Regions from separate parts of the Homo sapiens genome. Here regions 2 and 3 are each linked to region 1. A link is a contact called in ENCODE Hi-C or POLR2A ChIA-PET data. All regions are on one chromosome and are shown on one strand. The core of a region is the stretch at or near the end of the contact, and the rest is flanking DNA. Distances in the headings are between cores, read along the strand shown. Region 1 overlaps KIAA1671. Region 2 holds the start of SGSM1 (small G protein signaling modulator 1). Region 3 holds the start of GRK3 (G protein-coupled receptor kinase 3).

Region 1 (3,081 bases), core at 84-2,583:
GGGGTATGGATAGCCGAGCCTATAGTGAGAAACTTATGGTTATAGAAACAGCATTTTTCTCTTAAGGAGATGTATTTCCAGAGATGCTGAATCTTCTACTTGAACTCGAGGTCTCTTGAGAATAGGGACATTTTGTCATATTTCAAGCCTGGGTTCTGTGCCACCTTCTCCAAGAAGCCCTCCTGGGTTGCACCCTATCCTGTGAACTCCTCCATTCCAGGCCCTCTAGCCTCTAGTGCTGTAATTTATTCCCAAGTGCTTCTCTTACAGACCGTGAGCCCCGCTGAGGGCAAGAATCCTGCCTCACTCATGTCCCTAATGCTTCACACTTTATCCTCAGGGCCTTCATTGATTGAGCAGTTGCAGTCAGCCTGCTGAGTGCTTTTCTCATATCATCTGACCTCTGCCTCACTGCCATCCTGTGAGGGAGGAAATTATCATGATTGTTGTTGTTATTCTCAGCCTCATTTTATGTCTGAAGAAACCGAGGCACAGAGAAGAGAAGCAGGTTGTCCTGGATGACAGTGTGAGGCAGGGCTGTAGTTGGGATTTGAACCCCAGGCCTACCTGAGTGCAGATCCCTGCTCCCAGCAGCTTCGCTCCCAGCTCCTGGTAGGGCTTAATCATGTTCACTGACTGAGTGGGGAGGGAGCGCTCCAGCCAGGTTGTAGGCGCTGCTGGCCCTGCGCATGCCCAGGCAAGACCTTCTAGCTTGCTTCTCCCTCTTTTCTCATCCCTTGGCACGGTTTGCTCCTTCTCCACTTCCTTCTTTTCCTCCTCCCTTTTCTCTTCCTCCCTCTTCTCTTCCTCCTGTTTTTTCTCCTCCTTTTCCTCTTCTTCCTCTTCCATTTTTATCTCTTCCTCCCTTTTCTCCTCCTTCTGCACTTTTTTTTTTCTTTTTAAAAATCAAGACAGGGTCTGGCCATGTTGCCAAGGCTGGTATTGAACTCCTGGGCTCAAGTGATCCTCCCACCTCAGCCTCGTGAAGTGCTGGGATTACAGGCCTGAGTCACTGCACTGGGCCCATCTCCTCTTCCTCCTCCTCTTCCCCCTCCTTTTCCTCTTCCACCTTTACCCCTTCCTCTCTTTTCTCCTCCTCCTCTTTTTTCTTCTTCCTCCTCCTCCTCCAATAGCTTATTGAAGTATAATTTACAGAGTATAAAATTCACTCGATTGAAGTGTACAGCAATTTTTAGTAAATGTACCAAGTTGCCCAGGGATCACTCTCTAGCCCAGAACATTGTCCTCACCCCAGAAGGAAGCACTGTACCTATTAGCAGGCACTCCCCCCAGCCCCCACCCCATCCAGCGGAAGCCCCTGGCAGCCACTCGTCTGCGGCCTGTCTCTGCAGTCTTGCCTTTTCTGCACATTTCCTGTCAGTGGGCTCATGCAGCATGGCTTTGTTGTGTCTGGCTCCTTTCACGCAGCACGGCATTTTTTTTACGCATCTGCGTTGGTTGTATCAGGACTTCAGGCTTTTCGACTGGGCTGCTGCTTCTTGCTGGGTCCTGTCTTCGCTGACCCCATCTACCCCATCTGCCCCTCCGCATGGTGGAGAGAACCGATTGGGGCCAGGAGGGCAGTTGTTGGGTCAGGCTGGGAACTGAGAGGATGGAAAATGTGTTTGCTGTTCCCCCCCTCCCAACCGGCACCCACCCCCGCCCCCCGCCACCCGCCACTCCCTAGTTGTGTGTTTTCAGTGATTTCAAATGTGCTGCAGCTGACAACACTCTTAAGGGCTCTGTGGGTTGGCTCTGCCCTGGGATTGGCTCAGAGATGCCTTTTTTTGGGGCAGATAACCCCCTTTTCTGATGGGCTGGCCCCAGTTTGGGCTCCCTCTTATTGCTCTGCTAGCCAAGGGGGCTGAAGTGGATATGCCATTGTTACCAGAGAAGAGGGTCTTGAAACGGACCCCAAGAGAGGGTTCTCGGATTTCGTACAGGAAGGAATTCAAAGCAAGTTCCGGAGTGCAGTAAGAAGGGATGGTTGATTGAAAGCTACCCTGTTACAGAGTAGAGCATCCTCAGAAAGTGAGAGGAGGACCCACCGCCCGGGTTTGTTTTTAAGTTTTTCTTATAGAGGAGTGTTGTCCATGTAAAAGCTAAGCTAAACTGTGTCTACTTGCAGGTGAGCGCACGGCATGACAAAATTGATTACTTTATTGATTTAAAGAAACGTGGCACGTATGTATACACCATGGAATACTACTCAGCCACAAAAAAGGAAGGGAATAATGTCTTCTGCAGCAACTTAGACGGAGCTGGAGACCATTATTCTGAGCGAAGTAACTCAGGAATGGAAAACCAAATATTATATGTTCTCACTTACAAGTGGGCGCTAAGCTATGAGCATGAAAAGGCATAAGAATGATATCATGGAATTTGGGGACTTGGGGGGAAGGTTGGGAGGTGGGTGAGGGTTGAAAGACTACATATTGGGTACAGTGCACACTGCTCGGGTGACGGGTGCACGAAAATCTCAGAAATCATCACTATAGAATTCACCCATGTAACCAAAAACGACCTGTACTTCCCAAAATTATTGAAATATAAAACAATCTTGAAAAGCAAAACAAAAACCATCCTTGACATTTTAGTGTGTGAGTATACCGAAGCGTAACTATAATTATCTTGCAAGCACATACTGTTATGGGTATTGGGACACCTGGACTCTGTGCTGATGTAGGAGTACGTCCTTGTAGGTATCTTTAGGCTGTTTCCTCAACTGTAAACATCCCATGACTATCTTGTGACCAGCAAGGAATGTGGCTTTTTAGTCTTAAGATGGAGTCGAATTGAACATGGCCTTACTCTGGCTCTACCAGGCGCCTGCTTCCCTAACACGACCAGGCACTCACAGCTAAGATTTTTTTTGTTTGTTTTGTTTGTTTGTTTTTTGTGTTTGTTTGTTTGTTTTTTGAGATGGAGTCTCGCTCTGTCACCCAGGCTGGAGTGCAGAGGCGCAATCTCGGCTCACTGCAGCCTCTGCCTCCTGGGTTCAAGCAATTCTCCAGCCTCAGCCTCCCGAATAGCTGGGATTACAGGCATGTGCCACTATGCCTGGATAATTTTTGTTATAGT
Region 2 (3,163 bases), core at 664-3,163, 260 kb before region 1:
TGGGATCACATATTATCTTCCCAGTTTATTTCCTTTTGCCTGAGGAAGCCAAAGTCAGCTTCTGTGGCTTACGGCCAGAGACCCCTGACACTGACCAATGGAAAAAAGGGGGCTCTGGATCCACTGCTGCACGGAGAGGCACTCTAAGCTGCCCTCTAGTCCTTCTGAAGGAAGGCCTGAATACTGGGGGACCCTAAAAGGCATTGCAAATCCTTAACATCACCATCAAAGTCATACAGGGTTTTGGCCCTGCACCTCTCTGGCCAACATCCCACCACCGTCCCCATTGTTCACACCACTCCAGCCCCACAGGCATCTGTGCTATTTGTCACTGTTTGACTGGACACACTCCCTCCTCAGGGACTTTGCATTTGCTGTTCCCTTGACTCAACTGCTCTTCCTCCAGAAATCCCCATGGCCTACTCCTTTTCCTCTTTGCTTAAATGTCACCTGCTCAGTGGGGCCTCCCTCAACCACCCTACTTCAGAATACGATCCCCAGGGGTCTGGGCCCTCCCTGTCCCCCTTGCCTACTTAATTTTTCTCCAGAACTTTCCAGCATGGTCTGTCCTTTTCTTACATATTTTGTTGTCCGCCTCCTAAACTCCATGAGGGCAGAGTTCATTGTCTGTCTTGCTCACTTAGAAATCTCTAGCACAGTCACTTGGCACAGAGTAGGTGCTCAATAAATATTGACCTGAGTTGCATTCTGGGTGGATACAGTTAGGGACTTGGGGTGACCAGGGGCTCTTGATGGAACAAGGCTTTTCCCACAGAGCCCACTGCTTGCTCAGCCCCAGAGATCCTGGCTGACAAGTGCCTCCTTTTGGGGCCAGACTCCTGGGAAAACCCCACTCCTCCAGTGACCTGCATGTCGGGGAGGGAGCCACTTAAGTCCCGGCCTCTCCTGAATGGATAACCAGTGTATCTTGGAAGACTCTTTTTTTTTTTTTTTTTTTTGAGATGGAGTTTCACTTTTGTTGCCCAGGCTGGAGTGTGGTGGCACAATCTTGGCTCACTGACACCTCTGCCTCCAGGGTTCAAGCAATTCTCATGCCTCAGCCTCCTGAGTAGCTGGGATTACAGGAGCACGCCACCATGCCTGGCTAATTTTTGTATTTGTATTTTTTTTATTTTTTGAGACGGAGTCTCACTCTGTCGCTCAGGCTGGAGTGCAATGGCGCCATGTTGGATCACTGTAACCTCTGCTTCCCGGGTTCAAGAGATTCTCCTGCCTTAGCCTCCCCAGTAGCTGGGATTACAGGCAGCTCGCCATCATGTCCGGCTAATTTTTGTATTTTCGTAGAGACGGGGTTTCACTATGTTGGCCAGGCTGGTCTCGAACTCCTGACCTCAAGTGATCTGCCCGCCTCGGCCTCCCAAAGTGTTGGGATTACAGGCGTGAGCCACCGCGACCGGCTGGAAGACCCTCAATAATAATAATTAATAATAATAACAGTAACAGTGGCAAGCATTTATGCTCGCTGGCCTTTCCCCCTGGGTCTGTATTAAGGGCTTCACATCCAATATCTCACTTAAGGCTCAGATCGTTCTGAGACCCATTATGCCCATTTTATACCACATTATACCCATTTTAAAGATGAGAAAACTGAGGCTTGGAGAATATCGGTAGTAGCCCCACCATTTCCTGTGACTTCCTGGAGCCTGGCCCACAGAGGAGGGTTCAGGACGGACGCTTTCCTTCCCCGCCCTAGGGAAGAGGGAGGGACGCGGGCGCTGGCGTGGAGGTTGGGGGAGCCTGAGAGGCTCGGGCGCTGGGTGCGCGGGAGGGAGCGTGCGTGCTTGGCGCGAAGGCTCCTGGCGCAGGCGACCCGGCTGCCCCGCCGAGCGGTGGCTTTCCGGAGGGGTGGGGCGGCCGCCTCGGGTCCTGACGTCGGGCGCCCTCCGGCCGTCACTCAGCGCTCGGCCCCGCCCCGCCGCGGCTGCAGCAGCAGCGCCGCGGCCGGAGGAGCTACCGCCGCCACCGCCGCCACCGCCTCCTGGGACTCGGAACGCAGCGCTCGGAGCCATGGCCTCGGCCCCCGCGGGTAAGAGGCCGCTGGACACGAGGGCGGCGGGAGGGCAGCGCCCGGCCCCCGCACCCTCTCTCGGCTGACCCGCGGCTCTCGTTTCTTGTCCCACAGAGGCGGAGACCCGACAGAGGCTGCTACGCACCGTCAAGAAGGAGGTGGGTGCCGGGGTGGGGGCACTGGGCAGGACTCCCCCGGCAGCAGCGGCCAAACGGGAAAAGAGTCTTCGTGGAAGGGTGGCCTCTGGCGGCGGGGGGGCGGCCAGAACAGGTGTGGGGCTCACCTGGGTGGGCATTGACCTCCCGCAGGGCAGGAGGCGCAGCGAGGGAGTTTGGGGGTGGGCGTAGGTGTGGGGAGGCTTTGGCCCATTTGAGGCTTTTTGCGGGGGCGGATGTAGCGTGAGGGCCCTCCAGGTGTGGGGCACACCTGGATGTATCCCGATAGGACCTCCTCTTGTGGAGGAGCAGGTGGGCGCGGCTCAGGAAGGGGACCTTCCAAGAGAGAGAAGCTGCTAGGGGGACGCCCCCCACAGGGTGTGCTGGAGGAGGGGCTCTGAATGGGGCTGCCGAAGGTGGGGCACGCTTCAGGAAAAGGCAGAAGGAAAATAAAACCTCCCTTCCCAGCCCCCGAATTCTCAGTCCTTGGAGCCACCTCCAAGAGCCAGGGGACTCCCTCCCTGAGAGTCACGGGTCAGTGAGCTGCTCCCCTGGCAGTAGGGGTCCCTTCACTCCCCCCGCCCCACTCCCACCCCACATTCAGAGGGTGAGAATCAGAGAGGTTCTGCCATTCCTCTGCCCCTCCACTCTCCTTGGGGTCAGCGCGTGGAGAGGGGGGCAGTCTAGTCTTTAGGGCTCATGGCCAATGACCTCCCAGAACCCCATAGACAGAATTTATAGTCCTTGGGGTAGCATCTCGATGCCTGGACTGCGTGCTCTGGTGTGTATACCTGCATGGGTGAGGACCTGTGGCTGTGAGTGTGTGCGTATGAGAATGTCTGTGCATCTGTCTGGAGATACCTAAGTGTATCTCTTTGCACTGTGTGTACACGTATCTATGTGTGTCTTTGTATCTGTTTTTGTGAGGGTGGGTCTGTGTGTGTATATTGTGTGGTGCATGAGTCTGTGAATGAGTGAT
Region 3 (3,216 bases), core at 301-2,800, 500 kb after region 1:
AATCATAAAAATATGTTCCGCTTTTTGGGGAATTTACTCCTCCTCCTGGGGTGACCCTTGACAAGACATTCTGTCTTCCTGTTTTTAAGCAAAAAAAAAAAAAAAAAGTGGGTAGAAGATGAAAGTTTGATATTTCGCTCATGCATAGCTTTGTCTCCTTAATATATTTTGTGCTTGCCTGTCATTTCAGCTTTCTGCTGGCAGACGAAGCTCCTTCAACTGCCATTCCTACTTCTGACACTCCTCTTGTCCTTTTCAGGACAACTTTATGCCTATTGTGCCTTGGGTCTTGAGAAGCATGTGGTAAAACTGGCCAGTGGTGATGGCAGGCATAGCAGGGAATCAGATTGAGGGGGGCTGTGGCGTGGGAGAGAAAACAAAAGAGGGAAACAGGCTATTTGATGACAGAATCAGGCTGCTTCTGCAATGACATTACATGAAATATCTGAAATTTGACCTTAACTGTATCTGGTGGGTCCCGTTAACCCTGTAAGTTATGGACAGAACGTTCACTCAAATTCTAGCAACGTCTAGGCTCATGGAAATACGTGACCAATTCAGGTGAATGAAAGGGATTTTAAAACATTAATTTCCAGCTTAGGTCTTCCTAAGACTGCCTGCGTGTCCCTTACCACCACTCCAGCCTGAGTGTCACATGGATCCTGAATGCGGACTTGTGTGCACACTGTAGAAAAATAAGCAACTGAAAACCCCAGGCATCGGGGTGGAGTGATGATGAAAGACACCGAGACCGAAGATCAGGAAGCTGGAAATTCCCCCCAGCTTCGGTGTTTGGGCTGTATCTCGCTTTTCCACTTCCCTAAATCACCCTCGTGGTGCGAGTGTGCTCGCAGCAGATGCTCCCTAATTGTCTCTTGTATTGACCGTAAAACCCTAACGACAGGAATACTCTCTCTCCTTCTATTTCTCAACACCATTTCAACACCCAAACTAAAACCTCTCACCTGAGTGTAAGGGAGTGGTGACCTTCTTAAGCGGAGAGCTCTTCCATCAGAGGGCTCCCTAAGGGCATCTCTGTTCCTAGCCGGGGAGCCGTCACCCCACTTTGTTCTGCTTAGCCTAAGACACGCAACTTTTTCCAGCTTTTACTCTTCGCTGAATTCTCACGGTGGGGTTGGGGGGATGTTCAGGCTCAGGAGCGAGGTTGGGGGCCCGGCCCGCTGGGCGCTGTTCACCGGTAGCCCGGACCAGAGCAGGAGTTTCATCATTACCTGCTGGGATAGGTGGGACACATGTATTTCCGGGGCCACCCCAGACCTCCCGGAGGATGCTGATTGACACTGTCCAGTTTGAGAACTACTGTGTCCAGGGAGCAGAGGCCTCCCCATAACCCCTTGGGTTGTGGACGTCTGGCCCAGGGCTTCTCTGGGTGAGCGGGGCGGGCATCAGAGCGCGTGGAACCTGGGGCGGGAGGTCGGGGCAGTGAAGGAGGAGGAGAAGGAGGAGGCGGAGACCGAGGGGGAGGGAGGGGAGGAGGAAGAGGAGGAGGAGTCCCTCGTGGCCACCCCGAGGGGAGGGCGACCGTAGAGACTTGGTCGGGAGGCGCCGGCCCAGCGAGGCCGCTGGGACTGTGCACTGAGGGGCGCTGACCGTTGGACGCGCGCTCCCCGCAGACCCTCGCTGAAGGAGCAGGGGGCGGCGCGCGTGCGCGGGGCGCCGGGCGGCGCGCGAGGGGGCGGAGCGGGGAGGCGTGCTGCGACCCCGGCCGGCTACAGCCTGCGGCGCGCGCAGAGCGCTAGTGGGGCGCGCGGCGCGCGCGCGGGGCGGGGGCGCGCGGAGGGGGGGGCTGCCCCGGGGCGGCCCCCCCAGGTCGGGGCGCGGCGGGCGGCGGCGGCGGGCGCGCGTCCCGTCCAGGTCCGGAGTAACCGCCGCCGCCGCCGCCAAAGCTCGCCAACATGGCGGACCTGGAGGCTGTGCTGGCCGATGTCAGTTACCTGATGGCCATGGAGAAGAGCAAGGCGACCCCGGCCGCCCGCGCCAGCAAGAGGATCGTCCTGCCGGAGCCCAGGTACCAGCTGCCCCGGCCGGCGCCGGCCCCAAGCCGCCGCCCCCTGCGGCCGCCAGCTACCCCCTGCTTCCTGGAGGGTCGGGCGCTGAGCCTCCGCTGCCCCGGGGCGGGTGACACAGCGGAGCGGGCGATGCGGGGCCGGCCTCGTCGTTCCAGTCTCTGAAATGGGGCATCGGAGGGCCGGTGGGGGGCACCCCGGGAGAGAGCGCTCCAAAGTGCCCGGCGCGGCGCCCTGCGCGCAGCGAGCGCCCCAGCCAGGGTCTGGTTATGACTTGGCTGGACCAGCTCCATCCCTGTCGCCCCCTCCCCCCAGCCCTGTCCTGTCCTGCCCTGTCCCATCCCCGTGGTTCTTCCTGTTGCATTGGTGTAGTCCCCGTTGGCTCCTTGCCTGTCACTGCTTTGCGCTCCATCCTGGTCGCTCCTTCTTCCCGGGCTCATTGGTCCCCCTTTCCAACTCCATCCTCTCACCTCCCTCTGGGCCGCTTACCTGGGGACTGCAGGCTTGTTGCTTATTGTCCGAGGTAGTTAAACTGCTGTTTTCAGTACTTGCTCTTCTTGAAGTCTATTAAGTCTAGTCACCTTCTTCGGCTTCTCTTCTATTTTGTCCCCGGGCAGGATTTTGACCCACTCAGTATTCTTTTTGGTGCCAAGTGTGTCACCTGAGCTGCTTTCCTCAACTTGTAGATCTACTGGTGGCACTTTATTAAAAAATTGAAACAGGAGTCACTTAAAAAGACACTTGAATGGGTGATTCCAGACAGGAATTTGTTGTTAAATTATCAAAGGAGGGCCCGATTGAATTGGCGAGGGGCTCGGTGAGGTGCATACCAAGTTGCAATTTTCTCTCAAATGATTTATTATTAAGGTACTAGTAAAATTTTTTCTAGTTCATATCATTAGCACTTCCCCAGAAAAAATAGTTTGTCTGGTTAATAGTGAGTTTTAAATAACGTATCAAGGCTTCAGTGATGGATTTTTTTTTCTCTAGCTCCTTTCCTAATTAACACCATCATGAGTTGTACAGCTAATGTGATTCCTTGATGCTAAATAGCTCTTGGAATTGATGCTCAAAAGAGGCATCTTGTTTATGGTGAATTTGAAACCATGCAATTCTGTAAAATATTGGAATCTAAACCAAAGTTATTGTCCATTTGAAATCATCAGTCCTTCAAGCGTTAGGCGCCCAA

The links. A loop is a pair of places that touch in the nucleus more often than their neighbours do. ChIA-PET counts read pairs that join two places held with the same protein, here RNA polymerase II (POLR2A). Pooled maps may share reads with other maps.
Region 2: a pooled map shows a loop between it and region 1 (5-fold over the local background). The contact joins the promoter of SGSM1 here to the enhancer-like site in region 1. A Hi-C loop is called at or near these places in 1 of 168 maps with a recorded cell type or tissue (naive thymus-derived CD4-positive, alpha-beta T cell) and 10 of 50 pooled maps. POLR2A ChIA-PET finds 5 or more read pairs at or near these places in 1 of 52 experiments (activated CD8-positive, alpha-beta memory T cell).
Region 3: a loop to region 1 is called in a pooled map, with 6 times the contacts of the local background. The contact joins the promoter of GRK3 here to the enhancer-like site in region 1. A Hi-C loop is called at or near these places in 2 of 168 maps with a recorded cell type or tissue (lower leg skin and naive thymus-derived CD4-positive, alpha-beta T cell) and 5 of 50 pooled maps. POLR2A ChIA-PET finds 5 or more read pairs at or near these places in 1 of 52 experiments (activated naive CD4-positive, alpha-beta T cell).

What each region holds. Positions count from the first base shown.
Region 1 is chr22:25,061,163-25,064,243 of GRCh38, forward strand. The region is part of intron 6 of KIAA1671; the gene reads left to right. Among named protein-coding and RNA genes, the nearest start is that of KIAA1671-AS1, 50 kb to the right of the region's middle. RefSeq lists an enhancer at 87-1,001. Within about 2 kb of position 1,334, at least 7 of the 41 ENCODE cell types and tissues checked have a DNase peak (open chromatin) inside an H3K27ac peak, as active enhancers do.
Region 2 is chr22:24,804,298-24,807,460 of GRCh38, forward strand. SGSM1 (small G protein signaling modulator 1) reads left to right here and starts at 1,914. Exons shown (of 25, transcript NM_001098497.3): 1 at 1,914-2,047; 2 at 2,144-2,187. The coding sequence starts at 2,029. RefSeq lists a silencer at 1,752-1,961.
Region 3 is chr22:25,563,125-25,566,340 of GRCh38, forward strand. It overlaps GRK3 (G protein-coupled receptor kinase 3), which reads left to right and starts at 1,551. Exons shown (of 21, transcript NM_005160.4): 1 at 1,551-2,029. The coding sequence starts at 1,917. It overlaps GRK3-AS1 (GRK3 antisense RNA 1), which reads right to left and starts at 2,292. Exons shown (of 4, transcript NR_183564.1): 1 at 1,956-2,292; 2 at 966-1,235; 3 at 179-357. RefSeq lists silencers at 1,477-1,576, 1,887-2,136 and an enhancer at 2,248-2,763.